Linked DNA regions of Homo sapiens: region 1 is linked to region 2. A link is an interaction called in ENCODE POLR2A ChIA-PET data of the cell type or tissue named here. Cell type or tissue: A673. All regions are shown on one strand. Each heading gives the region's core, and the rest is flanking DNA. Links, peaks and the distances in the headings are about the cores only.

Region 1 (16,157 bases), core at 6,019-8,518, 120 kb before region 2:
ACATCTGTGCTCGCATTACGTTTCAGGGGACAGTGCTGGCATTGCAGTCAGGAGGGCTGGTCTCCACTGCCATACTCCAGCACTGCATTCTGCCACGTACCAGCTGTGAGACCTGGGTCAAGTTATATCACCCTCTGTTCCTCAGTTTCTTCATCTGTAAAACTAGAATAATAATAGTACCTACCTCTCATTTAAATGTGCTTGGCAAAGAAAGTCTTCAATAAAGATCAGCTATCCTGGCACCCCTTGGCATTGGGCTAAGTGATTCCTTGGGTTATTACGTGCCTCAATAGGTACTGAGCTCCGTGTCACTTGTGGTAAACAAGCAGAGAATGAGAAACTCCTCAGTAGAAATAAACTGACCCCAATATTACAGGAAACCCAGACCAGCACAGAGCATTGTAAGACCATAACCTCCTTCACTCTGGACATTCTACCTTTATTAATGCAGCCTAACATCAGATTTGCTTTTTTTTTCTTTCGACAGCTATGTTCCTATTACGCTTATGGCCCACAAAGACGTCACTAAATAACTGCTACTTTTATGCCATATCTCCCACATCCTGTACCTAGGCAGTTGGCATTTTGAGCCCAATGGAGGACCTGACACGTATTTAAGTTAGTTTGGCATCATGCTGACAAGGACTCTCAGTAAGGACTGGAGCCCAGACTCAAGTCTATCAAAAGATAATAACCCCCTCCCCCTCCCCCCAATGTAGGATGAAATAAAATAATGGAAGGGAAATATGTTTTGTCAACAGTTATCCAAGGCTACTATTAAATCCATTCAGGACACAGTTGTTGAGGCTGGATGAAGAACAAGTGTGAGGGCGTCAGATACTGGACAGGGAAGGGCTGGAGGATAGAAGTACAGGCTCAGGAGTTGGGGGCAGGTCAAGGAAAGGAAGACACTGAAAGAGGCGGCTGAGGGGCGCTCAGCCTAACTGTAGATTTGCTCGGTTGGCCAGCCCCTGTCACCTGCCTCTCCTCCTCACTGAAGCCTTGGCTCAGCACACACTCAGACGTTCAGCCCTGTTCCTTCCAACCCTTGTGACTGTGGGCAGGTCACTTTCCCTCCCTGGACCTGAGAAAAGGCAAAATCATGTTGCTGCTCCACAGGGCATGGCAATATTGGAGGTGAAAGTGCTGGTCCCCATGCCCGGCGCAGAGCAAGAGCCCAGTGCTCTGGGACAGTGTGGCAGCATGGTTCGGCAGCCGGCTCTGCACACAGGCAGCCTGCCTTGGAGAAGCCAAAAACGAACTGTGTGGCCTTGGGCAAGTGACTTCCCCTCTTCTCCATGTACAAATCAAGAATAATCACAGTGCCCACCTCACTGGGTGGTTGTGAGGATGAAACAATATAAGAGCTTAGAACAGAGCCTGACAGTGGCAGTGCCCAGTATACAGTAGGTATTACTGCAGTGAGGGGGTTGAGACTGTGTAAGTTGTTGGGGCAGAGGGGAGCAGGTTGAACCAGAAGTAGCTACAGAAACACGCCATCCCAGCATCTGTCCTCCAGCTTGGAGCTTCTTCTGCTGTGTGTCTGTGTGCGTGTCTGTGTCTATGTCTGTCTGTGTGTATATGTATTCATTGTGTATGTTTGTATGTGAATCTTGTGTTTATGTGGATATCTGCATGATATCTGCATGATATCCACGTGTGTGTATGTGTGCACATGTACGTGTCTGGGCGTGTATCTGTGTGTCTGTACGTGTTTCTATGTGGCATTTTGTATATATGTGTCTGTGTGTAATCTGTGTAATTGTGTTTCTTTGTGTGTATCTTTGTAACAGTGTGTAAGTGTGATGTATATGTGTCTCTGGGTACGTATGTATGCATCTGTGTGTGTCTATGTATATCTGTCTGTGTGTATTTGTGTGTCTGTGTGACTGTCGTGCGTTTGTGCCTATATTTATGTGTGTGTCTGTACGTGTCTCTGTGTATCAGTGTGTGCATATCTGTGTGTGTGTGTGTGTGTGTGTGTATGTGTGTGTGTGTGGTGGGGGTGGTTGGAGTCTGTCTGCAGAGCTGCTGGGAGTGGCCCAGGAGGTGGTCCAGCCAGACCAAACAACCCCAGTGAGCTTGCAGCTCCAGGCTTTTCTCCTGACTCTGTTTGCTTTCTTCCTCTCCTTTCCGGTCCCCTTTAACCCATTCCTGCTCCAGTGAAGCTGGGAAGGAGGCCCTGTCCGGGTAAGTACCAAGGGCCTCCCCTTCCCCTCTCCCCATAAGATTTCCTACCTTCTTGCCCCCACCCCTCCATCCCTGCCTTGTTGCCACATTGATCCCACAGAGGCCCCTTCCCTATCTGAGCCTCAATTTTCTGAGTTTCCTCATCTCTTTAAATATCCTTCAGGTATGAACCATCATACCATCCCTGCTATCAGTGACAAGGAAGAGTGCTAGTCCTGACCACCCGCCAACCTGGGAGACTCAGGGAGAACATTCCAAGAAGTGCTTTTGGTAGTGTTTATGGCAAGATTTGAGACCAGCCTCAGGGAGAGCCCCACCTGGGGCTCAGGGCCTCTGACCGTCCAACCTCACTACTCACAAAGGCCGTGGTCCCAACTTGGAACTGCAGGGACTATCAGAGGGGAGCAATTTGAGGAGCAAAGGCCTCTGGGTTTCCATTCAGCTAGAGGAGTGTTCATTGAGCACCTACTATGTGCCAGGAGCTTAGGGTTGGCTCATTTCATCCGCATAACTGCCTTGTGAGGTAGGTGCTATTCCTGCCCACTTTACAGATGAGGAAACACAGACGTGGTGGGATTAAGTAATCTGCTTGAAGTTATGGAGCCATGGGGAGCGGGGATGGGACTGGAACCCAGGCCTGCAGAAGAGTTGGTGCTCTTCTCTCATCTTAGGGCATATCATTTGCTTCCGCATTCTCCCCTCTGTAAAATGACAATCACACCCCCTCCTTAAGCCAGCAGAGCTATCAGCAGGCCTGATACCTTTGAGCTACAATTTGTTCAGTGCCAGCCGCAGTGTGTGCCAGGGCTTCTGTGCCGCCACCTCGTGAATTTTCACGACAATCCATTTTACAGGTCAGGAAGGTGGAGTTGAGACGCAGTCGCCTGGTGAGCTCCCACGGCTACTACAGGAGCAGAGCACGGGGTCACCTAGTTTCTCTTCTTTTTCTTTTTGCCTCACCCAGCAGCTACCTTCAGTTTTTCCTCGCCTAAAGTTAACATTGCCACCGGTAGATATGGATGTGACTCCATAGATAAACTGCATTGTTGCCACTTCCACACACTGCCCCTACCAAACCCAGGAAAAAGAAATCAAAGTAAAATCTAAGGAAGTCAAGAACCCAGGGCATCACTGTCGGTGAATAAGTTCTAGAATCTTCAGCCTCCATCTGCACCCCATTCCTTAGCCCAACAGGGTGGCTTACTTAAGCAGACCACAGTTATGGGAACAGTTTTGCTTTTAAATGAGAATGTTTCTTTGGGACGCAGTTGCTCTTTAAGCGCTCATCCTCCCCACATAGCAGTGCCACCTCCCGCTCCCTGGTCAGGCAGATCTCTCTATAACCGTGCCCATGCCAGGACAGCATGAAGCAGATCTCTGTTTGCCCTTGGCCTTGGGTATAGCTGCTAGTGGTTCAGCAGGACCCACAAGGCCACTGAAGGTCAGTTAGAATGTGGCATGTTCTGCAGGCAGAGGCTATGCCCCTGATCATGGCCAGCAGCTTCCCCAGGGTTTGAAACAGGATTCAAGGGAATCCAGGCCCAAGGACTGTGGATGACTCCATATGCCCATCTCCAGGAAGCCCAACTCCAAAACTCACAAGGTTCTTCCCCCTAGGAAAGGCACCCTTCCATAAGAACAAGAGTCTCCTGGAAATAGCATTTTGTTTCATCCTAGGGCAGCACTAGAGAATCGCTTTAGCCTCATCAAGGACAATGCCTCCTGGGGCCAGAGGAGAGGTGGGCCAGAGAGGGCAAGGAGCTTGCCTAGGGTCACACTGCATGTCAGGGTCAGGGATCAGGTGGACCCAGCCCTGTGCTCCTTCCTCTGCATCTCTGCCTCACCAAGAAGGGACTGTGAATTCGTCCCTACCCAAGGATGCTGTCCACATCCTGGAGCCAAAGCTTGGTACCCTTTGCCTGTTGCAGGACAAGACAAGAAAGAATGGTCCCGAGAGCTGCATTTCCTGCAGCAGAGCAGGGTCAGGCTACCCTAAAGAGCTGGTGATGAGACAAATCACCAATGAATATCCACATATAAGCAACTGTGGTCACAAGTAACACTAACGGCAACAGCAAATCTAGCAGAAAGGGAGGAGGGTGAGGGAGTATGTCCTGAAAGATGCCAGCTCTGACCAGCTTTGCCTGGAGAAGTGACTGGGGAGCTTTGCCAAGGGGCCCCCCCAGAACCCTTGCACCCTCCCAGTGCACCTCTCCCTGGCTAGTCCTGGGCTGGCAGATAAAACGCAGCCAAGTGGCCTGGGAGCCAGAGCTGAATGGCAGGAAAGGCCAAGGCCAGGGTGGCCTCTCGCCTACCCACCCATCCTGGTGATTCAAAGCCAGGCTGAGGCCGGACAAAGCACTTGAAAATGTCAGTCAGGGGACAATCTCTTTCCCAAACTCCTTGCCTGTGACCTTGGGCATCCAGCTTTTACTCAGGATGGCTGATCTTTTCCCCAGCTCTGCGCATTCCATCCCCTGCCCCTTCCCACATAGCACTCACAGCATACACCACACACACACACACACACACACACACACACACACACACACACACCCTAAGGTGGCAACTGGGCTTTCCACTCTGTAATCACAGAATTACAGGGCGGTTGCTAGTTTGTGGGGGCCAAAAGATGGCCTACATAGCAGATCACACCTTCAGGCCCTAGACAGTCAAAACCAACGCTCTTAGGAACATTTAAAATGATGAAAGCGGCTACACGTGGTGGCTCATGTCTGTAATCCCAGCGCGCTGGGAAGCCATGAGGGAAGGATCGCTTGTGGCCAGGTGTTTGAGACCAGCCTGAGCAACATAGTGAGACCCTGTCTCTACAAAAAATAAAAGAAAAAACAGCTGGAAGAGTTATGATCATGCTACTAGACTCCAGCCTGGGTGACAGAGCGAGACTCTGTCTCTAAAAAAATAAAATAAACAAATAAAAATAAATAAACAAATAAAATGCTGGAAGCGTAATGACAGCCCATTGCCAAAAGGGACAGAACACAAGGATCTTCTCCTGATCCCCGGCTTTTATTCATTTGGGTCCATTATTCCTTTATTTCCAACTACCCGCTGGCTTGATATGCTATTTAGACACCTTTCCCTAATGTAGGTAAAAACAACACACACTCCTTGTTACAATGAAAATTGGCAGTCTACATGGCACCGTCTCATGGGCTGCCAGAGGTGCACACACCAGACTTTGGAAAACACTATCCTGGCCCAACTCTGCCATTGTGGGGATAGGGAAACAGGCCCGGAGACAGGAGGAGACGTGTCCAACATCCGTAGCAAGGCAGTGGCAGGGCCACCACCAGAACCCAGAGCCTGGCGCCCAGTAAGGCTCATTCCTTAAGGAGAGATGATCCAGGACTCAGGTCACCTAGGCCCTCTGGGAGCCCCATTTGCCACAGAACCTGAAAGTGTGGACTCCAGCCTCGCACCAAGGCTGAGCCCACATCCCAGTGTCCTCTGTGCCCCCGATGAGTCTGGATGGCCCACCACTGTCTCCCCGATGGCCATAAGGAAGCTGTCCCTCACTCAGGCTAGGTTTTCTCACCTGCCAGGGCTACAGTGGTGATGCCGAGCTCCTGGAGGTGACTGCTCTGAAAAAGATGAAAACAGATGTGGGAGCCGAGATTGTTATCACCTCCTTGCTCTACTTATCAGCTTTTCCCCCAGGGAAATGGGCAGAGGTTGTGCAGGTGCCAGAAGACTGAGCTGGGCTGAAAGAAAAGGAATGAAGGAGGATGGTGGTCACAAGGGAGTCTCTGCACAGTGAGGACCACCCCCTACTCAGGTGAGTGTCCTCTCACCCCAGAGGACCCTCCCAGGGGGCAGCCAGCAGGCTCCCAAGCTCTGGGTGACAGGTAGGAGTGTGCCCAGGACTTAGGCCACAGGAGGCCACTTCAGCCCTGCAAGCAGGAATACCCCACCGACCTGCAGACAGGCTCTCGCGTGTGCACACACGCTCATTCATACAACAAGCACACGCACAGAACTCATTCACTCACACTCTGACACACTCTCACTTGTACGGATGCAAATGACCCCGAGCCCTCCTGCACAGCCCCTCACCCACCCTGGGGCACATGGTGGGGCCAGCTGCATCTTTTCTCCCCCAGCCCCAAGCCCCAGGCTTGGCGGCGTCTCTGCCCCGCTGCCTGGGAGACACATGTGGTTTCAGTTAACAGGAGAGCTGGCATTTCCGTCCCAGACAGCCAGGCCCTGCCAGGGCCCTGGCCCTACAGGCACCCGCAAGAAGGGCCACCTCCACCCCCACTCCTCCACTGGCCATCCCAGGGACCCCGAGGCCCCCTCTCCCCTGGAAGGCCCTGTTCTCTTTCCCTGTGGTCGCCCCCTCACCTGTAGCCGGACACCACACCCTCTGGCACAGCAACTGGCTGTGCCCGGGCCTCTGTCCACGGCTGCCCGGCTGCCCGCCGCCTGCCCGCCTGCTCCTCACTCGCGCTCTGTCTGGAGCAGGCTGAGCGGGATGGGAGGAGGGCAGGGTGTCAGGGGGGCGGGCGGGAGGGAGGGGAGGGGGCGTGTGGAAATGAAACTTTAATAACAGAGCCCCTTTTGTTTCCGAGCATATGGGATATTTCATACATACTGAAGACATTAGCCGTCTATATTTTTAAGGGCTTGGGCTAAAGGATGAATAAATACAGCCCATATTCTGCTTGACAAACACACACATCAGAGTACTGACTTCTGTAGCATTTCAAAACCTGAAGAAAAAGCCCCCAGCGACACAGGACACTTAAAAATAAATATGTTTCCAAAACCTTAGGCTGGCTTTGCCCCTTCCTGGAGCCACTTGGAGGACTCGGGGCTCCCTTTATCCCACAGCACTTCCCACCACCCGCTATACCTTCTGTGCTATTGTGGGAAGCAAGCCCCTGGAATCCAGCCCCCTGCCCCATTTCCCTTTCCCGGATCCCTTAACCCCCCAGCCAGATCCCTGAGTGTTAAGAGTTCCAGAAGAGCTTGGGATCTCTGCTATCCTCATTGCAGAGATGGGGAGCCAAGGCTCAGAAAGGGGCAGGGACTTGCCTCAGGTCACACAGCAAATCCGGATTTGGGCCAAGGGGCTGTGCCTTCTTCTTTCAACAGGAGGGATCCCCACTTCCCTGCCTGGGGGATGGGCTGGGGAGACCCCAGAGCCCCAGAGGGAGGGCTGTTGTGTGGGCTGGGAGAGTGCCCGCCTGCCTTTCCCACTGGAGTGCTGCTCTGGGCATCCCCTCCAACTCTGGGCACCCATCCAGGGGTGACGTCAGCAGGGCTGGGAATGGGGCTGGCCCCAGGAAATCCCCTTCAGGCCGGCAGATCCCAACAGACCTGGAAGCCTCAGGTGCAGGAGCCTCCCTCCTTTACAGTTCAGCTCCCAAGTCCCCTCTCGCCCTCCATCTGTTCTCTAGGAACAAAAGCAGAGGCCCAGAGAGGTCTGAGGTTTGGCCAAAGTCACGCAGCAAAATGATGGCAGGACAGAAAATCGACCCCGGCTCTTCTGAGCTTGTGTTTGCTGGCAAGGTTTTGCCGGCAAGCTGTTCCCAGCTCCCTCCAGGCAGGGTCCCTCGGTTGGGGTCTGTGCAGTTTCCCCACTCATGTCTATTCATTCTCCGGAGGTGGCCTCAGTTCCCCTCTCCTGTTAGAATTCAATCCCTTCTCATCAACTGCCTAACCATCCATTTAGTTAAGCAGTTAACACAGTGCTTGACACTTACTAAGTGCCCATGATAAATGCAAACACTTTATTATGATGATATTGATTGAGTCCCTGCTACAATCAAGCCTGTGCCCAGCACTGGCACTGCAGTAGTTACTGTAAGACAAGCCCCCACCGCCGACCCCCAGGCTCACAGTACAGAAAGAGCCTCTGTCTTCGCAGATGTCTTCTCAGGGACTCTTCTCCGATACACTTTGCAGTAGGTACCACAGTCATCCTCACTTTAGGGCAACTGAGGCTCAGAGAGGTTTAGATGTCTCCCTAGGCCACACTGGTGGTAAGGGGGCTGGGCCTCCAACCAGGATTCCCTGACTCCAGAGCCAGTGCGGGTCACCCTCCTGGGGCTCACTCAGTACTTGGCCCCAGCATTGGTCCCAAGACTACTCAGCACCGCATACCACTGGGTGTCTCTACAGCCAATAACAGTCACTTTCCTGGCCCCTGCCAGGAAGAGCACCCCCAAACCATCCATGAAAAAGGGGGCACTGATGCAGAAGCTTGCTTCCCGGGTTCTTGGCCTCACCATGCCACTAGCAAGTGTGTGGGGTCCCTTCTCTAAGGACCTGGTTCTTTACCTGTGAAGCAGAGATCGTCGTTTCACTCAACTGTGAGCATCACGTGATATTAAAGGATGTGAGAGGGGCTTCGCCCGGTACATGGTGATTTCCCTGTCTGGAATTTTGTGTTGAGAATGGATCCTGGCATTAAATCCTGTCTGGGTTGCAACAGGCCCTGACAGGCCTCCTTGCCCATGGGTGGCCCTCGGTGTAACCTGCATCCGGCCCCAGAATCAGCTTCCTGAACAAGCGCTTCCGTGTCCTTGTCGTCACCCTTGCAATAAACCGACAGCAGGTCCCCCGGCCATATGAGGGGCTAGAGGGGATTGATTCAAGGCCCCTGTGAACCTGGCCCCACCTCAACCTCCCCCTCCTTCCCAAGCCAGACCCCCCACCATGTCAGCCTGCACCTTCAGGCCTCTGGGGACCCCTCCCTCCCCACCACCATCAGCGGCCCCTGCCTTCCACCGCCACCATCAGCTTGCTGATGTGGAAAGTCCATGAGTTGTGTTGTCTCTGCACATGGAACTCTCTGTTGGTAACAGTTCAGAGGCCTCTTTAGAAAGGGGGTTTCGTAGGAGTTCTGGGCTGGGCTCTGCAATAGCAAGTTTCCCAGGTACTGGGATACTTATCTGGATACTATATCTGGATACTTATCTGGATACTAATTATCTCATAAAATAATAAGAAAACCGCCATTAATGGAGCACTTCCTCTGTGCCGGGCACTGTACTAAGCGTTTCACATGCACCATACACGCATTCCTGACAACCCCAGAAAGCTGGTAGGGAGGCCGAACTGTTTGCTGAAAGCCCCCCAGCCTGTCCGTGGCAGTGCGGGTATTTAAGTGTGTCCTACGAGTATAACCTGCTACCTCCAGCCTATGCCCTTCACGGCAGCACAGACTGGCTCTAGGGGCAGCATTTTCTGTCCCTGGTGACAGGATGAGCCCCTGGAGGAGTGAGACTCAGCCTCAGTCTTTTCTTTCCCCCTGCAGCAGGGCTGAGCACCGTGCTTGTTCTGAATTGGCATTCGTGAACATTTGCTGCGCTGGATGCCAGAGAGGTCCTGGTTAAACTCTCAGATGGAAGGAGGTAGTGTGTGTTTCTCTGTGGGCGGGGGACACTGCTTCCTCGGTCTGGCGAGCCCTACCCGTGACCACGATGTGTTGCGAGGGCAGTGGGTATTCACAGGCAAGATCCCACTACTGAGGAGTGTGAGGGTTTTGACCCACTCTGTTTCTGATACAGGGAAGTTTGTCCCTCCTTAGGTAACCGGGTGGTTTCCTACCCCCAGGAAGTCATTATATTCATGCCAAATTTAGTGTGGTCTGGGTGCGGTGGCTCATGCCTGTAATCCCAGCATTTTGGGAGGCTGAGGTGGGCCGATCACTTGAGGTCAGGAGTTCAAGACCAACCTGAGCAAGATGGTGAAACCCTGTCTCTACTAAAAATACAAAAATTAGCCAGGGTGGTGGCATGCGCCTGTAGTGCCAGCTACTCAGGAGGCTGAGGCAGGAGAATCACTTGAACCCGGGAAGCGCAGGTTGCAGTAAGCAAAGATCATGCCACTGCACTCCAGCCTGGGTGACACAGCGAGACTCTGTCTCAAAAACAAAAACCAGAAAAACCTGGCTGGGCACAGTGGCTCACAACTGTAATCCCAGCTCTTTGGGAGGCCGAGGTGGGTGGATCACCTGAGGTTGGGAGTTCCAGACCAGCCTGACCAACATGGAGAAACCTTGTCTCTACTAAAAATATAAAAAAATTAGCCAGGCGTGGTGACGCGTGCCTGTAATCCCAGCTACTCCAGGGGCTGAGGCAGGAGAATCGCTTGAACCTGGGAGGCAGAGGTTGCGGTGAGCCGAGATTGCACCATTGCACTCCAGCATGGGCAACAAGAGCAAAACTCTGTCTCAAAAACAAAACAAAACAAAACAAAACAACAAAACCAAATTTAGTGTGGACACTCAATCAGCACAGCACACTATGTCCCAGAACTCCTGGGCTCACTGAGCCTCCTGTGTATGTTGATGGTGAGGGATGGGACACAGCCGAGAGGTGCAATGTCTAAGAAAACAGTCCTTGAGCATGGGCTCAGAGTAAGAGGCGTTAAATGGAGACTTGAAGAAACAGGAAGCTCCAAAGCCCACTGTCCCCCACTAGCCAACTTAGCAGAAGCCACAGGAAGACAGCAGGATTGTCTTGATTTCCCAAGGGAGGTTTATTGAGACACAGCACTAGGTCCCCAACCCTCACTATCACAGCCCTGCAAGCAGGTGCCAGTCCTACCATCTAGGTTCCCCTTCTAGAATCCAGAATGTGGACAGAAGTCATGAGGCTTTCCAGCCCTTGCAAACTCTAATGGTTGGGTACATGATGGGGCCCGTGGGTGTGAAATGCATACACTATCTTCCCTTACCTTCTAGCCTCCTTGCCCTGACTTGGGTCTTTGCATGGGGGATCTGAGCCCGTGCAGGAGATGGCAGCCTCTTCTGGGTCCCCTACCCTTGCTCAGCAGGAGACACTGCTCACCAGACCCATTCTGGGACCCAGGGACCTCAAGAAGGTACCCTGGGCTGTGGGAGGGGTAGATCACTGGCCCAGGAACCTTCATCTCTGGCAGAGCAACCTTCACCAGGGCCCCCTCTGACACATGAGCCGTCCTGATCAGATCACTGGTAATTGAGTTGCCTTGGGGGGTAAATTCCATCCAGATGTGGAGGGCGGGGTGGACTTCCTGAGCAGAGCAGGGGCGGGGCACTGATACATGGGGGCCGTCCGTCAACTCGCCAAGTACCTAGGAGGCCTGGGATCGAACGTCGTCTTCTGAAAAAGCCAGATGTAGAATTTCAAGGCCAGGATATCTGAGTCCAGCCTTCTTAGTGAGCAGATAGGAAAACTGAGGCCTAGAGAGCCTAGAGAGCAAAAGGGACTAGTCCCACAGTGACTGCTGGATTTGCGGGATCAGAATTCCAGGTCTCCTATCTGGCCAGATCTCTTCTCTGGGGGTGTTTAGGGGAAAGTAGGCAGGGTGACCCCCTCCCCCAGGAATCTCTATCAAGCCCTGGATTTGGAGGTCAGGAGTAGGGGTCAGGAAGCAGAGAATCTGTGGTTGGGGGAGGCTCTCATCACCTCCAGCTTAAACCCCCAAACTATAGAGAGCTGTGTTTTATTTGCAGAGATTGTGGGGACAGAGGAGAGAAGATTCTAGGGGCAAGCCTGTAAACAAGACCTCCCCCCAACCCACCTGCCCTTGCAGGGTCATGGGAGAGCCTGTGGCCCGGGCCTCTTTTCCCAGGGGAGGCCCCTCCATGCTTCTCTCCTTTGAGAAGAGCCGCTGGGCCACATACCTTCCTGGCTCCGTTGGGCCGACTTACGGGAAGGCAGGAAGGGGCCAGCCAGCTGGGGGGGTGGGGGGCATGAGAACTTGGAGAGAATGAGAGGAAATGAGGGGGGAGTGGGCTGGGGTGGGGGGAGATTAAGAAGGGAATTTTTTTCCTCCTGCCTCATGTTTTGGCTGCCTTAGTGTGAACATGTCTAGGCGCCTTATCGCGAAGGCCAGCACAGTCTGCACGAGAAAGAAAATAGTGTCTGCAGCGGAGAAAATTACATCTTGATAAAATAGCCCTTTGGAATGACATTGTGGGTCTCTTATCAGCGAGTGGCTGGGCCTTACATACCTCTTGTCTGCCTGTCCCCAGGCCCCTAGATCCCTCCTTTTCTTCTCTCTCCCCTGTCCCCTGACTCCTAATGCCTACCCAGAGAGTGGCCTATGCCGAAACTGTCAGCCAAGTGTGGAGACCCAACTTGTAGTCCTGTTGCTCCTGATGCTGTGAGACCTGAGCCAAGTTCTTCTCCTCGCTGGGCCTCTGTTTCCCTTCAGGGAAGAACAGGGAAGGGTGGAGGAACAAGATGGTTTCTGAAGATCCTTCCAGCATTAGCATCTCACAGTGCTGACATTTTCATACTTGGTGATTCTATGTGTTTTGAACTTTTCCAACCTCTTCCCAAATGCCATCGCATGCTAAATGTCTACGATCTAAGATGTGCAAATCCCCTTCATTTCCATTAGATACATGAAGTTCTTGCTTAATCCCCAGGTAAAGCTACCCAACCCAGAGTCTGTGCAGCTCAGAAGAGGGTCCGCCTCAGCTTCCACCTGAGAAGTCTTGCAACAGCACGGGGTCTTCCAATTTTTTAGGCATAAATATTTTTTTCCTCAAAATATTTCCTACATGGAAATCCATATAAAATAACAGACAAGTGAAGCAATCATGCCTGCTTCATCCCATCTCCCTCATCCTCCACATCTGCTCTTCTCAGGCCTCTGACCTCCTTCCACAGCATCCAGGCCCCACTGAAGCCCCTTGCAAACTTCTGGGGCAGTTGATGGAGGTCTGGACAGAACGGCAAGAGTCCTGCTCGACCATTACCTTGCTGTGCAAACTTGGAAGGACTTTCCCCATCTCTGAGCCTCAGTTTTATCATCCGAAAAAAACTGGGGATAATGTTCACCACGCCCACCTCCCCAGGTTGTTGAGGGATAAACTAAGTGGTAAATAAGAAAGTGCTCCGTGAACTGAAAGACTTGATGATGATGAGAGAACTTGTAGTCTGCAAATGTGAGGCCCGGGAGAGCTTTTAGTGACCATCTGTGCAATTCCTTCTTCTTACAGTTGGGGAAACTGAGGCCCAGGGAGAGGGGAAGGAATTTGACAAAGGCCACACAGTGAGATGGCAGCAGATCCAGGGGCAGGTGGAGGGACCCATTTCTGTAGCCATCTGTCAGGAAGGCCTGTTGGTAGGTTGTGGGGAAGACTGGTTGCTTTTTAGGGATCCTGCCCAGCTTGAGGATTTGCTCTGACCCCTCTGAGCTACTCAGAGTCTGGGTTTTCCCCTCTTCCAGCCTCCTGGCTCTGCAAGGCAGGGATGGGGAGAAAGCCCCTTTGTGTAGCAGCCAAGCCCCAGCTCTGACCCAAGTTTTTGTTCCCTAAAGATCTTCCCCCTGGCAGAGAAGCCCCATCTCCACTGCCCCAGCCCCACTTGGCCAGACTCCCCTGCCGCCTTCCACGCCACCCTCAAGCCGCAAGTCCTGGCCCACACACAGGATTCCACAGAGCGCCTCTGTCCTCTGGCCATCTGGATGGCAGGGTGGGAGCTAACACACGTCTGCAGGCTGAAGAAGGACAGCGCCAGGGTCAGCACAGCCGTGCAGGGTAAGCCCCTCCACCCAGCAGGGACACCCCCTGCCCCATGTCTGACTTCATTATCACCTCACTTTGTGGGGCTTTATTATTCCAGAACCAAGCACTGCCAGAGCTGGCAGCCCCCTAAGTCTTCCATGACTGTTACCTACATAGCTCTCAAACTGCCATTCTACTGACCACACACTGCCCATTTACCCACCAAACCCAGACACCGCCTCTGAATTCTTATCACAGTTCCAGCCAGCACTGGCCAACCAGAACAGACACAAATGTTTTTATTGTTAGAAATAGGCCACACCCCGGGCGTGGTGGCTCATGCCTGTAATCCCAGAACTTTGGGAGGCCCAAGTAGGGGGACTACTTGAGCCCAGAAGTTCAAGACCAGCCTGGGCAGTGAGGCAAAACCCCATCTCTACAAAAACACAAAAATTAGCCAGTGTGGTGGTGAACGCCTGTAGTCTCAGGTACTTGGGAGGCGGAGGTGAGAGGATGGTTTGAGTGTGGGAGGCAGAGGTTGCAGTGAACGGAGATCATATCACTGCACTCCAGCCTGGAAGACAGAGCAAGACCCTGTCTCAAAAAAAATAAAAAGAAATAGGCCAAGCCACTTCTGGAATATATAAAATAGAGCCAAGGCTCAGAAGGGAAAGGAGTGTTGCCTGAAGCTGCACAACAAATAAGGGACTGCGTAGGGAACAGAACCCAGGTCTCCGGGGCTCTGCCTGCAACTCCTGCAGACTCAGCATCCAAAAGCTCAGAAAGGAGCTTTCCTCCTTGTCCTGGCTCTGCCCTGGCCCCGGCTCCCAGGACAAACCTCATTCTTATTCCCTGCCTGAAGATAGCACACAAGTCAGGGCCTCCAGGCATGCCCTGGTCTGGGGGCCTAAGGCCATTTCTCCGCAAATGAGAAAGCCAGAGACCAGGCCATAACAGGTAGAATTCAAAGAAGTATGTCTATTCAGACTCCAGTGGGCTACCAATACAGCTCTGAAGGACTGTCCCGGGACAGAGGGGAGCACTTTGTTCAGAAGGCAGCGGTTAATCTACAGAGACATAACAGGAAGGCAGGTTTCTGTTCAGCCTAAGGAAGAGCTTCCTAAGCTGCCCAGTGATGGAAAGACATACCTTGGTAGGTGGTGAGCACCCTATCACTGGACACAAGGTTCAGATGCCCACATGGGGTGGGCAGGACTGGTAGGTGGTATTAGAGGAGATACCCTTAAAAGCCCTTTTCCATCTTGAGAGGGTGTGATTTGGGCAAACACACTCAGTCACTCAAGCTCACAAACCACAGTCACTCGAACACAAGATCCCCGGTCTTCAGAAAGAAGGGTCAAGCCTTAATCACTGAGGAGTGGCCTCTGTCTTCCAGGCTATGGCTCAATGGGAGGAAGGGTGCTCGGGCTCCAAGATTGCTGTCTTACACTAGCTGGCCTATGGGTCCAGCCCCAATGCCTCCTTCTCCTGCATGGAGCCGTCAGAATTTCCCCCATTTGGGATGTTCTTAACCTACTTGCAGATTCCCACACTAGCGTGTTTTGTTGGTCTAATTCCACCTTGAATCAGAACAGTGTTTCTCAAGATTTTTTTTTCTTGGTGGCATAGGGACATGGAACTATCCAATATCACTTAGCAGTGAGAAAGCTGTTCCTTTAAAAACTCTCTTTCATTCATTGAGGGTGGGGTTGCCAGATTCAGCAAGTACAAATACAGGAGACCCAGTTAATTTGAATTTCAGATAAATAAGAAATAACTTTTTCCAGGGTAAGTAGGGCCTCCGCAATATTTAGGATATATACTAAAAAATTATTCATTGTTTATCTGAAATTCAAACCTAATGGGCATCTTGTATCTTTTCTTCTTCTTCTTCTTCTTCTTTTTCTTTTCTTTTCAGACGGAGTTTCACTCTTGTTGCCCAGGCTGGAGTGCAATGGAGCAATCTCAGCTCACCGCAACCTCCGTCTCCCGGGTTCAAGCAATTGTCCCACCTCAGCCTCCCGAGTAGCTGGGATTATAGGCATGCGCCACCATGCCCAGCCAATTTTGTATTTTTAGTAGAGACGGGGTTTCTCCATGTTGGTCAGGCTGGTCTCGAACTCCTGACCTCAGGTGATTCACCCACCTCGGCCTCCCAAAGTGCTGGGATTACAGGAGTGAGCCAGGGCATCTTGTATTTTATCTGGCAGATATAATCAAGAAGAAAGTCTTAGTTGGGTGCTAGCCTGTCTTTAACATAGCTCTGACGCTTGTTAATCTTCCTTTTTATCAGAGAGAGAGAGAACAAGTCTCAGGCTCTAGGTAAAATTTAACAACATTGTTTTGTTTTTATTGTATTTTATTTACATGGTTACTATGTACGGTGAGTGTTACTATCTTCCCTTTACAGTAGCAATATCAAATTCCCTTTGAAATAACTGTATTCAGGTTTTAAAAAGTGAATCAATTTAAAGAAAACTGTTACGTAAGTAAC
Region 2 (16,157 bases), core at 5,946-8,445:
CCTTGTTGCTTTCTCCATCCTCAGGAACCCTGAAGGACAAGACTATGCCCCCTACCTGTAGAGGGCCTTTCAGGGATTTGAAAGCAGTAATATTGCCCCTTAAGGGTTATTCCCCAAACCTTAAAACCACCTGTGACGACCCCAAATGCCAAGACAGCTACAAAGTCCTGCAGCTTCCCCCTCCTTCCCTGTCAGTCCGCTGCCTGAGTCAGCCTGTGGTCAGCTTTCTGCAGGACCATGATGAGCGCAATCTCTGGCCTGGTCTTAACTCTGCCAGTCTTGCTCCCATCTTTGGTCAAAAGACCCCTGAGAAGCAACACAGTAAGGCAGAAATAGTTCAGGCCTGGGTTCAAATTCCAGCTCTATAAGTGACTCCACCCCTCTGAGCCTCTATTTCCTCATCTGAAAATGGGGCAGGGATAGGGGACCAGCAGCAGCAGCTACTTTGCAGAGTATTGTGATATTTCAATGGGGTGTCTGTAAAGAGCCTGGCATGGTGCCTGACACAAGGCACAGGAACAGGCATCGAGTCAATGAGCTACTTACAACCCTCTGTCCTCTCTATAGGCTACAGAATAAAATCCAAACTCCTGAGCAGGGCACTGCAGGCTCCCCATGACCTAATCTTGTCTCCTATTGTCCCATTTCCCGCAGTCTGCACCCTCGAAAACACTTCCTCCTCCAGGAGGCCTTGCTGACATTAATAAGCAGAAAGCGTTTCCTTCCACTGACCTTCCAAAACCCATCTATAACTGATCAGATCCTGCCCCATAGCCATCATTTGAATCCTTGTCTTCTGTCCTCCATCAGAACAGCCTCTCCTGAATCCAGCAGGACTGCACCCCATTTCATGTCCCCTGTCACCCTCAGCCACAGACATTTTCCATACACATTTCACAAATTACCCTAATGTTCCATTTCAAGTAAAGAATGTCCAAGTCCTCCAAACAGTCCAGATATTTCAAGCCATACTCAAATCCAAATTCCAGGCCAGTAGAAGTCGGCCCAGCCTCCAGAGACTTGCAGGCCTGGCTTTGGTCCCAAAGCATGGAAGGGCGGCCAAAGCACAGCCAAGCAGGTCCAAAGCCTAGGGCAGAGAGAGCTCTGGGCTGCCTAGACCAGAGCCCATTTGTGAGTTTGTCAGACGCCAACCCCCAGCCTATGATCTTAAATTCTTGACCACATCCTCAACTTGTGATTACAAAACTGTTCGTCGCATACCTCCTTGCGACAGGAGGCTCACTATCCATGTTCTCTTGCTTGCTGGGGCCCTCCCTTTACTTGTTGATTCCCCCAGAGGCCTTTCCTCTTGCTCTGACCACAATGACAAGGACAGTCTGACCATATGACGAGTCAGCCTTCCAACTCCTCCATTCAATGCCCTGCTTTTCTGAGTCCCCTCAATGTCCAGCAAAGCAACGGAATTTCCACATTTATTCCTACAAGCTGAACTATCAGCCCAGGAGGGCCCCCTATTTCCAGGGCCCTCAAAAAGCCTACAAACCCTGCAAAACCCAGACACAGTGCTGGAACACCCCTCGGAGCAGGCTGAAATGCACAAACTTTCCTTCCCCAAGAACTTCTCTCATTATCTACCCCCACCCACCACACTCTCTCTCAGCCCTAGATTTAAGATGTTGTTAATTAAATTGCAATTTGTTTTCCATTTTTAAAGTAATTACTCAAGGACCTCAATCAGAGCCCGATCAGTACTCATAAGATGTCACCCCCACCAAATGATTGGGCCAACCCAGGGTGTGAAAGCCAGCAGAAATCTAAGCCACTTCACGTATTCACTTGTGGGATATTTACTGAGGGCCTACAGGGTGCCCAATACTGAGCTAGCTAGGCTCAGGGACCTGTACACACATGCATTCTCCATTAGGGTTCTGCAATCCTGACACTATTACTATCCTCAAGGACTCTGCGCATCCAGACCCGTCTATTAGTTAGCAATGAGAACCCCTGCCATGGCCAAGTTACACAAGAACACCCTTGCCCTACCTCTGCCCCCTGCTGATCTGAAAGTAACCTGGTCTGAAAGAGAAGTAAAGATGTGGCTGTCCCTGGGTGCTAGGGAGAGAGGCCTGTTGACAAAGCCACCAGCTGTCTCCAGTCAGAGCCAGGGAGACAGGCTTCTCCCTGCACCATCCGCACTGCCATAGACACAGCAGCCAGCAACAGCACTTGGACCATTACGGAGTTCCAGGCCCAGTCTCCAACTGACCTCCCTCCTGCTCCAGCTGCCCATGCTAACAAGAGCCAGGGCACAAGACCTCACTTGGAACAAGTACCAGGCAGAAGAGAGCATTACCTGCCGGTGGGGAAAATGGGGAAGAGGACAGATGTCCCCATAATTTCAATTGAAAATGAAACTGTACAGGGCCAAAGTTGTAAAAAAAAAAAAAAAAAAAAAAGGAGAAATAAACTGTGAGCTGTCACAGCAAGACACTCTAGAGATCTGTGGCTGAGACACAGGCTGAGAGAGGGAGGTAAAATCCAAGCTCCACCACTTTCTATCTGTGTGACCTTTACAACCCTGCGCCTCAGTTTGCCCCTCCGTAAAATGTGGTTAATAGTAATGCGGGAGAATTAAATGAGAGAATGTATGTAAAGCAATGAATTAGTCCAGCGCCCTAACACACAGTAAACGTGAAATGTACTTGTTGAATATAAGCATGACACCATTTACTGAAATACCACACACTCCTCTCATCCTCATTCTAGCAAATACCATTCTCCCCATTTTACAGGTGAAGAAACTGAGGCTAGGGGAAGGTAAGGAACCCACTCAAGGTCACACCGCTGGAAACTGACAAACAGCCAGGTCGCTCTGAAGAGACCTGGGGGCAAAACTGCCCGCAGGCCATTCTGAAAGCTCTCCTGGGTGGGGAGGGCAACAATGGGCGTTCAGGGGGTGGGGCTCTGTATTCCCTTAGCCTCGCAGGGCACACCGGGCTGCTCGAATCTGCAAAAAGCCAAGTGGCCAGTCCCCAGATTCCCGGCCGGTCCTAGAGCCCACCCGTCCCACCGGCGCCCCCTCCTCACCCCTGTCCCAGGGCGTTAAAGAGCTGCGTGCAAAGGGAGAACTTCTTGCTCCCGAGACCCTGAGGGAGGAGGGGAGTTAGACAGCAGGCCGCTCAGAGCCCGCAGAAAACCGGTCCGGCTGCCTCAGCCTTCGCGAAGCCAGGACCCGGCCTCTAACCCCCTCCCTCGCTAGACAAAAGTTTCCCCTGTTCGGGAGCAGGGGAGGGGGAGGGGGCATTCCTCGTGAGTGACATTATCCGTGACCTACAGCTGCCGCGCTGCCCTCGCCCGCACCCCAGCCTGCCCCCGGCCCCGCGCGGCCCCCTACCCTTTGTCCTCCCACCCCCGCGCGCGGGGCCCGGCCGACTCCACCCGCCCGCCCGGCGCCCGCCCGCACCAAACTTGCGCCGGCGGCCGCTGGGGGCCCCGCGCGGCCTGCACGCCGGGCTCGGGCCCCACCGGCTGGGCGACAGGGGACTGGCAGGCCCGGGCCCTCTCGGCCTCTTACCTGCCACGGCTGGGGCGCCACTCGGGGGAAGGGGCGCTCCCGGCGAGGAGCGGGACGCCTGGGTCCCCCGGGCCGTGCGTGCGCCTCCGGGCTCCGGCCCGGGCCAGGGTTAACCCCTTCGCGGCCGCCTCCCGCCGCTCCCACCCCCGCTCCACGCCGCCGCCGCCGCCTCCTCCCGCCCGCTCTCCTCCCCCTCCCGCTCCCTCCCGGTGCCCAGCCCCCAGTCCCGGCCCGGCGCTGCGCCGGGGCAGCTCGCAGCCTCCCCCTCGTCCCGCAGCGGGGAGGGGTCTCCCTGGAGACTGAAGGTTGGGGCGCGCTGCCTCGCCCCCTAGCCCAGAGGGGCGTACCCGTGCGCCGAGAGCCCCCAAGCCCGTCTCCCCTTACCTCCTCGGCCCAGCGCCTACCTCCCCGAATCGCGGCCGCTGGGAGCGGGGTTCGATCCCGTGATGCCGCGTGGGTGCCGGCCAGAGAAGAGCTCCGGAGGCCGGGGCGGCCGGCGGGCGTGCGGTGAGCGCCCCGGGGCGGGGGCCGGGGCGGGACCGAGCGCTGCTATCGGGGCTGGATTTCTCGACTTCCACCCGGATTCTCCCTCGGCCCTCCCGGCCGATTCGGTGCTGCTCGGCGACCACGTGACGCGGGCTGCCTTTGACCCCTATCTCCGAGCGGGTAGGGGGCGGGGGCCGGAGGGGGTGTCAGATGCAGGACCCACGAGGGCCGGGGCGGCTGCCCGGCGTCCCCGAGGCGGTGACCCCCGGGAAACAAAGCCCGGGGGGAAACCAACAAGTTATTCGGGGTCAGAGACGAAACAGCGCTGGGGGTCGGGAGAGGCGGCAGAGAGAATGTGGGAGACAAAGACCCGCGCCCGCGGCGGCTCCGAGGGCCCTGGGAACGCTCTGGCTGGGCTCGAGAGGGCCTCCAGGCTCTTCCACCCCTGGGCTTGTGACAGCTCTCCAGGACCTCCTGGGACAGCTCCCCGACCACCAGTGCTCTGCCAGAATGACCCCTCCTGGGCAGACCCTCCCTCCCCCAACACACACCTTTGCCCTGACTCTCGAAAACCCCTTTATCGTGATTATGTGGTTCATTTACTGGTTTCATTGTTTACTAGAATGTCATCTTTCCCAACAAGTTGTTCCCAGCAGAATCCTCTCTCCTGGCACAAAACAAGCAGATGAAGAGGTAAATGACCTTGTGCAAATCTCTTCTCCCGCTGAGCCTGCCCCCCAACCCCTGTTATTCTAGCTATCCCAAGGACTCTGCAAATTAGGCAGGATGACAGTGGTTGTTCCCGTTAAACAGATGGGAACAATGAGGCTCAGAGAGATGAGATGATTTGGCAGGTTAATGAGAGCCTAGGCTGGCACTCGGATCGGCCTGCTCCCAGTGGAGGGCTTTCTGCCACCCATGAGCCAGCCTGTAAAATGAGCAGGGTGGGGTTGGATGAGTGAATCCCTTAAGGAGCTTGTAAGGATGCAGATCACCCGGCCCTGGAGATCCTGAGTCTGGGAAACAGTGGATTGGTGGATTCCTAAGGACCTTTAGAGGCTCAAGATTATCCAACTGGGCCGGGCGCGGTGGCTCACGCCTGTAATCCCAACACTTTGGGAGGCTGAGGCGGGCGGATCACGAGGTCAGGAGTTCAAGACCAGCCTGGCCAACATGGTGAAACCTCCTCTCTACTGAAAATACAAAAATTAGCTGGGGGTGGTGGCGCATGTCTGTAATCCCAGCTACTCAGGAGACTGAGGCAGGAGAAAATCGCTTGAACCCGGGAGGTGGAGGTTGCAGTGAGCCGAGATCGTGCCACTGCACCCCAGCCTGGGTGACAGAGCAAGACTCCGTATCAAAAAAAAAAAAAAAAAAAAAATTTAGAGTATCCAATTGTAGGAACAAAGCTCAAAAAGTATACAAGGCCGGGTGTGGTGGCTCATGCCTATGACCCCAACACTTTGGGAGGTTCAGGCGGGCGGATCACTTGAGGTCAGGAGTTGGAGACCAGCCTGGCTAACATGGTGAAACCCATCTCTACTAAAAATACAAAAAAAAAAAAAAAAAAATTAGCGGGGCATGGTGGCAGGTGCCTGTAATCCCAGCTACTCAGGAGGCTGAAGCAAGAGAATCACTTGAACCAAGGAGGTGGAGGTTGCAGTGAGCCATGCCACTGCACTCCATCCTGGGTGACAGAGCAAGACTCTGTCTCAAAGAAAAAAAAAAAAAGGCTGGGAGTGGTGGCTCATGCCTATAATCCCAGCACTTTGGGAGGCCAAGGTGGTGGATCACAAGGTCAGGAGTTCAAGACTAGCCTGGCCAACATGGTGAAACCCTGTCTCTACTAAAAATACAAACATTAGCCGGGTGTGGTGGTTCGTACCTGTAATCCCAGCCACTCGGGAGCCTGAGGCAGGAGAATCACTTGAACCTGAGAGGCAGAGTTTGCAGTGGGCCGAGATCACGCCATTGCACTCCAGCCTGGGCAATAGATTGAGACTGTGTCTCAAAAAAAAAAAAAGGCCAGACATGCTGGCTCACGCCTGTAATCCCAGCACTCTGGGAGGCCGAGACGGCTGGATCACGAAGTCAGGAGATCAAGACCATCCTGTCTAACACAGTGAAACCCTGTCTCTACTAAAAATACAAAAAATTAGCCAGGCGTGGTGGCGGGTGCCTATAGTCCCAGCTACTTCGGAGGCTGAGGCAGGAGAATGGCATGAACCCGGGAGGCAGAGCTTGCAGAGAGCCTGGGTGACAGAGCAAGACTCCGACTCAAAAAAAAAAAAAAAAAAAACAGAGTGGGTGGGGTTAGATGAGTGAATCCCTTAAGAGGCTTGCTAAGGATGCAGATCGCCAGGCCCCTGGAGTCCCTGAATCTGCCGGTCTGGGGGTAAGGCTGGGGCAAATTTGGAAAACAGTGGATTGGTGGAATCCTAAGGACCTTCAGAGGCTCAAGATTATCTAACTGTAGGAACAAAGCTCAAAAAATATACAAGCCACCAGAGCAAAGCAAAGGAGGACAGAGAAGCCAAGTCAGATGCGTAAGAGTGGGACAGACTCCTGTTTCCTCCAAAAGCCAACCTCCTTGTGTTGAGGAAAGGGGCTTTCTGTCAGCCTACTCATATCACAGAGGGGGAAAGAAGCGGAGGCCTTAACAAAGTGAGATGCTGGGAGACGGGACCAAGCTTCTGACTTCCATATGTGACCATGTGACATCTTTGGACTGGGTATAGTCAGATAGGACTGGACCTGATGGTGATGGCCACAAGCCCAAACTGCAGGCCACATACAGAGATAGGCTTGTGACTTCCTAGAACATGGTCCTGTCACTGTACCAGTTTGGTGAGGGTAACCAGCATAGACCAGCAAATTCTCCTTGGTGATCTGTGTTCCTGTGCTCAGCAGTCTAAAATCCTTGAAGATGGTCTGGGTCTTTGTCATGCTAATTTCTGCCTTAGAGGGTCCCTTCCAGCTGCATGAGGCCCTGTGAGCATCTTTTCTGTGCCAGGCACTGTGCTCCTGGTAAGGCAGATGCAGAGTTGAAAGAGACGGGAGCTTGCACTCCCAAGAAGTGTCCATATTTGTTTGGAGATGACCTGCATGTCCCTCCTTATGTCCAGAGGCTGGTGGAGCTGAGTGCCTGCTGGTGAGATATAGTATAATGCTGTGGGCTGTGGCTTAAGGAAGAGAGGGGAGCCTTGTTTTTTTTTTTTTGAGACGGAGTCTCACTCTGTCACCCAGGTTGGAGTGCAATGGTGAGATCTCAGCTCGCTGTAACCTCCACCTCCTGGGTTCAAGCGATTCTCCTGCCTCAGCCTCCAGAGTAACTGGGATTACAGGTGCCTGTCACCACGCCCGGCTAATTTTTGTATTTTTATTAGAGATGGGGTTTCACCATGTTGGTCAGGCTGGTCTTGAACTCCTGACCTCAAGTGATCCACCCACCTCAGCCTCCCAAAGTGCTGGGATTACAGGCATGAGCCACTGTGCCCGGCCAGAGGGGAGCATATGAGGGAGATTTTACGGGAGGCAGCTTCTGAGCAGGGTCAGAAAGAATGGATGGGATCAGGGTGGGGAGATGGACATTCCCAGCACAAGGAACAACTCGTGCAAAGACCACGTGGAAGGCTCAGGAAAAGCAGAGTGTTGCATGGGGGAAGGGGATGGAGGAAGCAGGGAGGAAAAAATGAGCAAGAAAACTGGAGAGCTGGTCAGGAGCAGATGATGAGTGACCTTGTATGTGATAAGGTCCACGGACTAGACCTTATCCTGAGGGCCTGGCCGAATGAGCAGACAGGTGAAAGAGGTGATAAGAGTAACCTGTGGGAATGTGGAGGGGAAGGGAAGGGCCAGAAGCCAACAGGCCAGTCAGGTCAGGGAGCTGAGCTCGCTGGCTCACTAGGGGAGTGGCAGATCCATAGCATTTGGAGGCAGCCTGTGAGTTGGGGCGACTCCATGTCTCTGGCAGCCCTTGCTCATCTTCTCAGGTCTTCCGAGTTGCTCTTCACTGAGCTGGGCCCAAATCCTTCCAACTCATTGTCACCCGGAGAACCTATAAGGAGGCGAGGCCCGGGCCCACCCAGGGAGGTGGCTGCCGTGGGTCCAGGTGAAGCATGGGACCTACATTTCTAACCACGCCCTGGGAGGTTCTGAGGAAGACTGCTCTTAAGAGCCTGGCTCCTCCCTCTCCACAGGACCATCTTTGTGCTGAGGGGCCCCCCTGCCTAGACTCCATCCTCAACCCCAGGTGGCTCCCACTACCCACTTCACACCCTCGATGGCTGTCCCAAAGTCAGCTCCAACCCAACAAGTCAAAGGCTGAACTCACCAACCTGCTTCTTCTCTTCCTCCTGTGTGTCCAATTCACATGTTCAGTCCTAAAACCTGATGCTCCACTCGTCCCTACATCCCATCCATGAGCCAGTCCCATAGGTCCTATGTCCAGTTTTTTTCTCTAACCCAACCCCACTTTTCTTTCTTTTTTTTTTTTTTCTTTTTGAGATGAAGTCTTGCTCTGTTGCCCAGGCTGGAGTGCAGAGCCGCGATCTTGGTTCACTGCAACCTCCACCTCCCGAGTTCAAGCAATTCTCTGCTTCAGCCTCCCGAGTAGCTGGGACTACAGGCACCTGCCACCATGCCCGGCTAATTTTTTTGTATCTTTAGTAGAGATGGGGTTTCACCATCTTAGCCAGGCTGGTCTTGAACTCCTTATCTTGTGATCCATCCGCCTCGGCCTCCCAAAGTGCTGGGATTACAGGTGTGAGTCACTGCACCTGGCCCTCTTCTTTATCACGACCACCCTAGTCCAAGCTGCACAGGTCTCTGCCGTGACCATGTTTACAGCCTCCTCACTGTGTCTCTCCCTCTCTCTGACTCTATTGCAACCTCATCATGACCATTTCCTAATTAAAACCACCAGAATGGCCCATAGTTCCCAGGATAAATTATTTGCCTTGTCTGCCTTATTGGCTCCACCGCCCTCCGCAGTATACTCCACCTTCCCCTTTACCTAATTTCCCATTTAGAGTAGGGATGCCATAATATGCCATGAAATTAGAGTTTAAAATAAAAAAATAAATAAAATAAAGTATGGACTCAAGCCAGGCTTCCTGGGTTTGAATCCTGACTCTGCCACATATAAACTATGTGACTTTGGGCCAGTTTTTCAAACTTTCTGTGGTCAGCCCTCCTCTCTAAAGTGTAGATAATAATAGTACAACATACCTCCCAGGGCTGTTGTGAGAATTACATAAGTTAAATATGTAAAGCCCTTAGTGTGTTATCTGTTATAGGACAAGCACTGTACAGTTACAGTTGTCCCTCAGTATCCATGGGGGAATGATTCCAGGACATTTCATGGATATCAAAATGTGTGGATATCCCTGATATAAAATGGCTTAATATTTGCATATAACCTATGTACATCCTCCCATATACTTTAAATCATCTCTAGATTACTTGTAATACCTAATACAATGTAAATTGTATGCAAAGAATTGCTATATTTTTTAGAGAATAATGACCCAAAAAAAGTCTGCACATGTTCAATACAGACAATTTTTTAAAATATGTTTTCGATCCATGGTCGGTCGAATCCACAGATTCAGAATCTGTGGGTATAGAGGGTTGACTGTTTAAATGTTAGATGAATGATTCATTGTGATCCTTTAGGTCTGAGATTTTTTTTTTTCTTTTTTTCTTTTTTCTTTTTTTCCTGCAGGCTGGAGTGCAGTGGTGTGATCACGGCTCCCTGCAGCCTTGACCTTCCAGGCTCAAGCAATCCTCCCACCTCAGCCTCCCAAGTAGCTCGGACTTCAGGCATATGCCACCAAGCCCAGCTAATTTTTAATTTTTTATAGAGACAGAGTTTCACCATGTTGCCCAGGCTGGTCTTGAACTCCTGAGCTCAAGCAATCTGCCTGTCTCTGCCTGCCTCGGCCTCCTAAAGTGCTGGGATTACCAGCCTTTTTTTTTTTTTTTTTTTTTTTTAAATGTGTCAGGCTCTCGCTGTGTCATCTGGGCTGAAGTACGGTGAGCAAGATCACAGCTTGCTGCAGCCTCAAACTCTTGCACTCAAGCAATCCTCCCATCTCAGCATCTCTAGTATCTGGGACCACAGGTACATGCCACCATCCCCAGCTATAAGTCTCCAATTAAACTTAATTTCCTCCTGGGCTTTTCCTCAGACCCTAATCCAAACCAGGCTTCCTGTATACACTTCACATCTCCCTCTTTATCACCCTCGTAGTTACCTGTCAGCTGCCACTCTCTCCCTCTAGATTGTGAGCTCCATGTGGGCAGGACTGTGTGTGTCTCAGACGCCCTGAGCCCCAGTGCCCCAAACAGCACCAGGCACATTGTAGGCAACCAGCACATACTTGCTGAATAAACAGATGAAATGAAAGTTCACAGGTTCATTATGAAACAGAGGACACTGTCTACCTAACAAAATGCCCATCAATGGTACTTCACTCTTCATTCAACAATTATTAGTGCCTCTTCTATAGTCTTCCTCACACCATCCTGGTGGCAGAAGGGAAATAGGGAGACACAGAGATGAATAAGATAGATGTGGTTCCTGTCCTCAAAGACTATACGGTCCACTGTGAGAAAGTGCCGTAATGCATAGGAAGATACAACGCAGTGTAACCACGTTGTTTTAGTCTGTAACAATTTTGTTTCCTAGGAGGCTGGGGCTGGTCTTTGGAACAATGAAAGTGAAAAGTAACTGAAAACAAACACTGTTGCCTACTTCAGCCAGCACCACCAGTTCCCAGCAAGCTACTTTTCTGTCTCTCTCCCTCCCTCCCTCCCTTCTTCCTTTCTTTCTTTTTTTAACAGGGTCTTGTTCTGTGGCCAAGGTTGGAGTGCAGTGGTGTGATCATGGCCCACTGCAGCCTGGACCTCCCAGGCTCAAGCAATCCTCCCACATCAGCCACCTGAGTAGCTGGAATTACAGGCACGTGCCACCTAATTTAAAAAGAAAAATTTTGCAGAGGCTGGGCACAGTGGCTGAGCTGAGGCAGGAGGATCACTTGAGCCCAGGAGTTCAAGACCAGCCTGGGTAACATAGGGAGATCCCGTCTCTACATACATACATACTCTAGGCATAGTGTTGTGCGCCTGTGGTCCCAGGTACTTGAGAGGCTGAGGTAGGAGGATCACTTGAGCCTGGAAGATCGAGGCTGCAGTGAGCCATGATGACATCACTGCACTCTAGCCTGGGTAACAGGGTGAGACCTTGTCTCTTAAAAAAAAAAGAATTGCCGGGTGCAGTGTCTAATGCCTATAATCCCAGAACTTTGGGAGGCCAAGGCGGGCGGATCACCTGAGGTCAGGAGTTCAAGACCAGCCTGGCCAACATGGTGAAACCTGGTCTCTACTAAAAATACAAAAATTAGCCAGGCATGGTGACGCACGTATGTAATCCCAGCTACTCGGGAGGCTGAGGCAAGAGAATCGCTTGAACCTGGGAGGCAGAGGTTGCGGTGAGCCGAGATTGCGCCACTGCACTCCAGCCTGGGTGACAGAGCAAGACTCCATCCGTTTCAAAAAAAAAAAAAAAAGTCCAGGCGCGGTGGCTCACGCCTGTAATCCCAGCTCTTTGGGAGGCCGAGGCGGGTGAATCACGAGGTCAGGAGTTCGAGACCAGCCTGGCCAACATGGTGAAACCCCATCTCTATTAAAAATACAAAAAAAAAAATTAGCCGGGCATGGTGGCGGGTGCCTGTAATCCCAGCTACTTGGGAGGCTGACGCAGGAGAATCGCTTGAACCTGGGAGGCGGAGGTTGCAGTGAGCTGAATTCACGCCACTGCACTCCAGCCTGGGCAACAAGAGCGAAACTCTGTCTCAAAAAAAAAAAAAAAAATTGTAGATACAGGGTCTCCCTATGTTGCCCAGGCTGGTCTTGAGCTCCCCAGCTCAAGTGATCCTCCCACCTTGGCCTCCCAAAGTGCTGAGATTATAGGCGTGAGCCACCACACCCGGCCAGTGCTGTCTTTAGAGCAGGAAGAGTAAGTCCTGTCCCAAGGGCATCCAGGCCACCACCTTTTTCTCTGCCTGGAAACCTATTTAGCCTTCAAGGTCCCACTTAAGTAGCGCTTGGTCCAGGAAACCTTCTTGCTCCTGCTAGAGGTCTGTATGGGCCCCAGTCACAGCTCTAGTGATTTTCTGGGAATATAGCAGGATTTGTCAAGGACAATCCAAATTTCATGTCATTTGCTTCTTTAAAAAAAAGAAAAGGTGATTCAATGAATGTGTAACTACATGTGATTTCATGTTTGGACTTCAGTGGAGGCAGAAAATAGCCTCTGTCAGACCACGTGACCTGATTTGTGGTTTGGAGAACATGGTCACCATAATTACAGCATTGACCACATGCTGTAACAGTTTCCTCTCTCTTTCCCTCCGCCCCCCACTGCGCCCTCCCTCCCCCAACACACACACACACACACACACACACACACACACACACACACACTGAACTTTTCAAGTGCTAGGACTGTTTTCCTCCTGGCAGACCTTGATATCTGTTAAACAAACAGCAGAGAAAATCTGTAAAATGGGAAGGCTATCCCTGCTTCAGCCATACAATGGATATAAAATGTAGAAACCGAAGACTGATATAGGGGATGTGGGTAATTCACAGCAATTAATTACTGACTCTGATGCATGCCACCTGCTTTCTTGTATCTGTTACTTCAGCAGCCCAGAGAGGTACAGCAACTTCCCCCAGGTCACACAGACAGGGGTGGCAGAAGACGTTTGGAATCCGGGTCCATCCAACTAAAAGATGCAATTATTGTCACCACTCACACTACCTCCCAGTACCTAGGGGCCATAAGCCCCCAAATTCACCAAGACCACCTGGGCTCTGTGCCTCCTTCCCTCACTTCCACGGGATTCCCTCGTGCCCTTTCCTTCTACACACCACTTTCATCAGTGCCACTGCTGTTTGAAGAGCACTTCCAGTGGGTTCCCAAAGAAGTCCTGTCTTGGGGTCCAGGTTTCCTGTTTCAGGCAGAGCCTAAAGATGCATGTTGTGCCTTCCCAGACCTTCATCCCTCACTCCTGTGTGCTGCTAGCACAATCCATTTCACATGTAGTACTTTCCTCCTGGTTTTGGTTTTGTTTTGTTTTGTTTTTTGTGACGGAGTTTCGCTCGTGTTGCCCAGGCTGGAGTGTAGTGGCGCGATCTCAGCTCACTGCAACCTCTGTCTCCCAGGTTCAAGCAATTATCCTGCCTCAGCCTCCTGAGTAGCTGGGATTATAGGCACCCACCACCACGCCCAACTAATTTTGTTTGTTTGTTTGTTTTTTGTTGTTTGTTTGGTAGAGATGGGGGTTTCACCATGTTGGCCAGGCTGGTCTCAAACTCCTGACCTCAGGTGATCTGCCACCCTTGACCTCCCAAAGTGCTGGGATTACAGGCGTGAGCCACAGCACCTGGCCAGAAAGTACTTTCTAAAAACCAGGAAGAAGCCAGGCAAGGTGGCTCACGCCTGTAATCCCAGCACTTTGGGAGGCCGAGGCAGGTGGATCATGAGGTCAGGAGTTCAAGATCAGCCTGACCAATATGGGGAAACCCCGTCTCTACTAAAAATACAAAAATTAACTGGGCATGGTGGCATGCGCCTGTAGTCCCAGCTACTTGGGAGGCTGAGGCAGGAGAATTGCTTGAACCCGGAAGGCGGAGGTTGCAGTGAGCCAAGATTGCGCCACTGCACTCCAGCCTGGGCGACAGAGTGAGACCCCATCTCAAAAAAAAAAAAAAAAGAAAGAAAGAAAGAGAGAGAGAGGAAGGAAGGAAGGAGGAAGGAAGGAAGGAAGGGAGGGAGGGAGGGAGGGAGGGAGGGAAGGAGACCATCCTGGCTAACCTCATGAAACCCTGTCTCTACTAAAAATACAAAAAATTAGCTGGGCGTGGTGGCGGGTGCCTGTAGTCCCAGCTGCTGGGGAGGCTGAGACAGGAGAATGGCGTGAGCCCAGGAGGCAGAGCTTGCAGTGAGCTGAGATCACGTCACTGCACTCCAGCCTGGGCAACAGAGCGAGACTCCGTCCCCCCACCGCCCCCCCGCCAAAAAAAAAAAAACAGAAAGAAAGAAAGAACAAATGAACTTTCTCATTCTGTACACCAATTCCTTGGTGCCCCACAGCAGCCCTGAGAGGTAGACACAGCGGAGATTTTTTTCACCCGCATTGTACAGAAGAGAAAATGAAGCTTTGCCCAACCTGCAGGAGATCCCCTCACCTTGCAAAAGAGCCAAGCTGTGGGATCTTCAGTCCCTGGACCATTTAGCTTGACTAAGAGAACAGGAATGGAGGCCAAAAGATCTACAAAATGCTCACACAGAGAAGATGACAGCTTCTACAAATAAATGTCAATCAGTTCATTTCCCCTTTTACTGTGTTCATTGTAATGCACCAATTACAACCTGACAAAAGTAAAACACTGCCAAGCACAAGTGGTCTTTAGATGACCCTTATCATCTAGAGGCTCAAAGTCCCTTGAGGATAAGGCCTGGTCCAGGGCCCAGGGCTGAGTCCAGGCCTGGCGAGCAGAGTGCTAGGCTCAGGTGCCGTCAGGGCGGTAGGTGTGAAGGGCCGTCCAGGGATTGTTCCTTCCCATCCTCTCAGCTGCTGGTCAGAGGGGCTCTGCCCTGGACTTGCCCTCACCACAGGCCATTTCTCATCCACTCCTCCACCATCTGACCTCCTCATTCTGCGATTCTGATTCTCTTCATTTTAGAACTAACACTTTTGACATCATTCAAACCAAAACATTAGATTAACCCCCAGAAGAGGGGAGAGGTTCAAACGGACACTGAAAGGTTAAGTGGCTGACTCAGGATCCCAGTGTCTGCACAGCAGAATCCAAAAATGCTCCCAATGAGTGAAGCAGGAAGGGGTGGTTGAAGTTGCCTGGCCTGGAGGTTGTCTGCAGTTCTCCATGCCCATCACTCCATACACACACACAAGACCACTTTGTTTCTCTGTGTTATTCTCCTGTCCCTGAACACATCCAATTCTCCTTATAGAAATGAAGAAACTGCCGGGCACGGTGGCTCAAGCCTGTAATCCCAGGACTTTGGGAGGCCGAGGCGGGCGGATCACAGGGTCAGGAGATCGAGACCATCCTGGCTAACATGGTGAAACCCCGTCTCTATTAAAAATACAAAAAATTAGCCTGGCGTGGTGGCGGGCACCTGTAGTCCCAGCTACTCAGGAGGCTGAGGCAGGAGAATGGCATGAACCCGGGAGGCGGAGCTTGCAGTGAGCCAAGATTGCGCCACTGCACTCCAGCCTGGGTGACAGAGCGAGACTCTGTCTGAAAAAAAGAAAGAAAGAAAGAAAGAAAGAAATGGAGAAACTGAGGCCCAGGGAGTCAGAGGGGCCTGCCTAGACCAGCGGTGGCCAGCAGGTGAGCTGGGACTAGACCTGGAAGAATGTCTATTAGCATTCCCCTCTGCCTATCCTGTGTATCTTGGAAGCCGGTAAGGACTCCCAGAGTTGAGCCCAGATGCCATTCCTAGGTGCTTATAGACATACCAGCAGGGGGTGAGGGAGCAGTGCTGACCTGTGGGAAGTCAGCTCTGGGACCGGTGTGGTGGCCAGCCCTTGTCTGGGGCTCTCTGCTCCAACAGGCATGGACATTCTTATCATTCCAAGGCCCTTTCTTCACTCCAACCTGTCTGGGCTGTGTCTGGGGTGAGATGGAGCTGGGGCTGCGGGTGGGAAGAGCGAGGGGAATGGCAGGGATAAGCCCCATAGCCCACAAAGCATGCGGTCACACTCACTTATGCTCAGACTCTGCATGCCCCATACAAATCCCACCTCCCTTCTTCTGCAACTCGCCCTCCATCCAGTGCTTGGGCTCTGACATCAGACTGTCTTGTGTTAGAATCAAGGGTCAGCCCTCAATTACTGTCATTTAACTTGGTTTCAATTGTTTATTTGCAGGAGGATAATAGTATTTACCTTATAAGGTTGTTGAGAGGATTAAATGAAATACTAGGAAATTGCTTAGCACTATGCCTGGCATAGTTTTTTGTTTGTTTGTTTGTTTGTTTGTTTTTGAGATGAGTTTCGTTCTTGTTGCCCAGGCTGGAGTGCAATGGCACAATCTCGGC

What was found. Peaks named below come from ENCODE experiments on the same cell type or tissue, not always from the same donor. Only the 100,000 strongest peaks of a DNase experiment are listed, where the experiment ranks them.
Region 1: POLR2A ChIA-PET joins it to region 2 with 9 read pairs; 3 of 35 experiments call an interaction of 5 or more read pairs at or near these places.

The regions. Positions count from the first base shown.
Region 1 is chr5:150,591,587-150,607,743 of GRCh38, reverse strand. It overlaps a transcript of SYNPO not described here. Among named protein-coding and RNA genes, the nearest start is that of SYNPO, 41 kb to the left of the region's middle. In A673, for the core only: no CTCF peak of the experiment used is centred there; DNase peaks (open chromatin) are centred at 6,373 and 7,453; H3K27ac peaks cover 1,425 bases.
Region 2 is chr5:150,473,786-150,489,942 of GRCh38, reverse strand. It overlaps NDST1-AS1 (NDST1 antisense RNA 1), which reads left to right and starts at 3,951. Exons shown (of 3, transcript NR_105061.1): 1 at 3,951-4,042; 2 at 4,644-4,714; 3 at 14,184-14,427. RefSeq lists enhancers at 1-112, 3,720-4,375, 12,954-13,123, a silencer at 3,398-4,187 and a cis regulatory region at 13,038. In A673, for the core only: no CTCF peak of the experiment used is centred there; no DNase peak of the experiment used is centred there.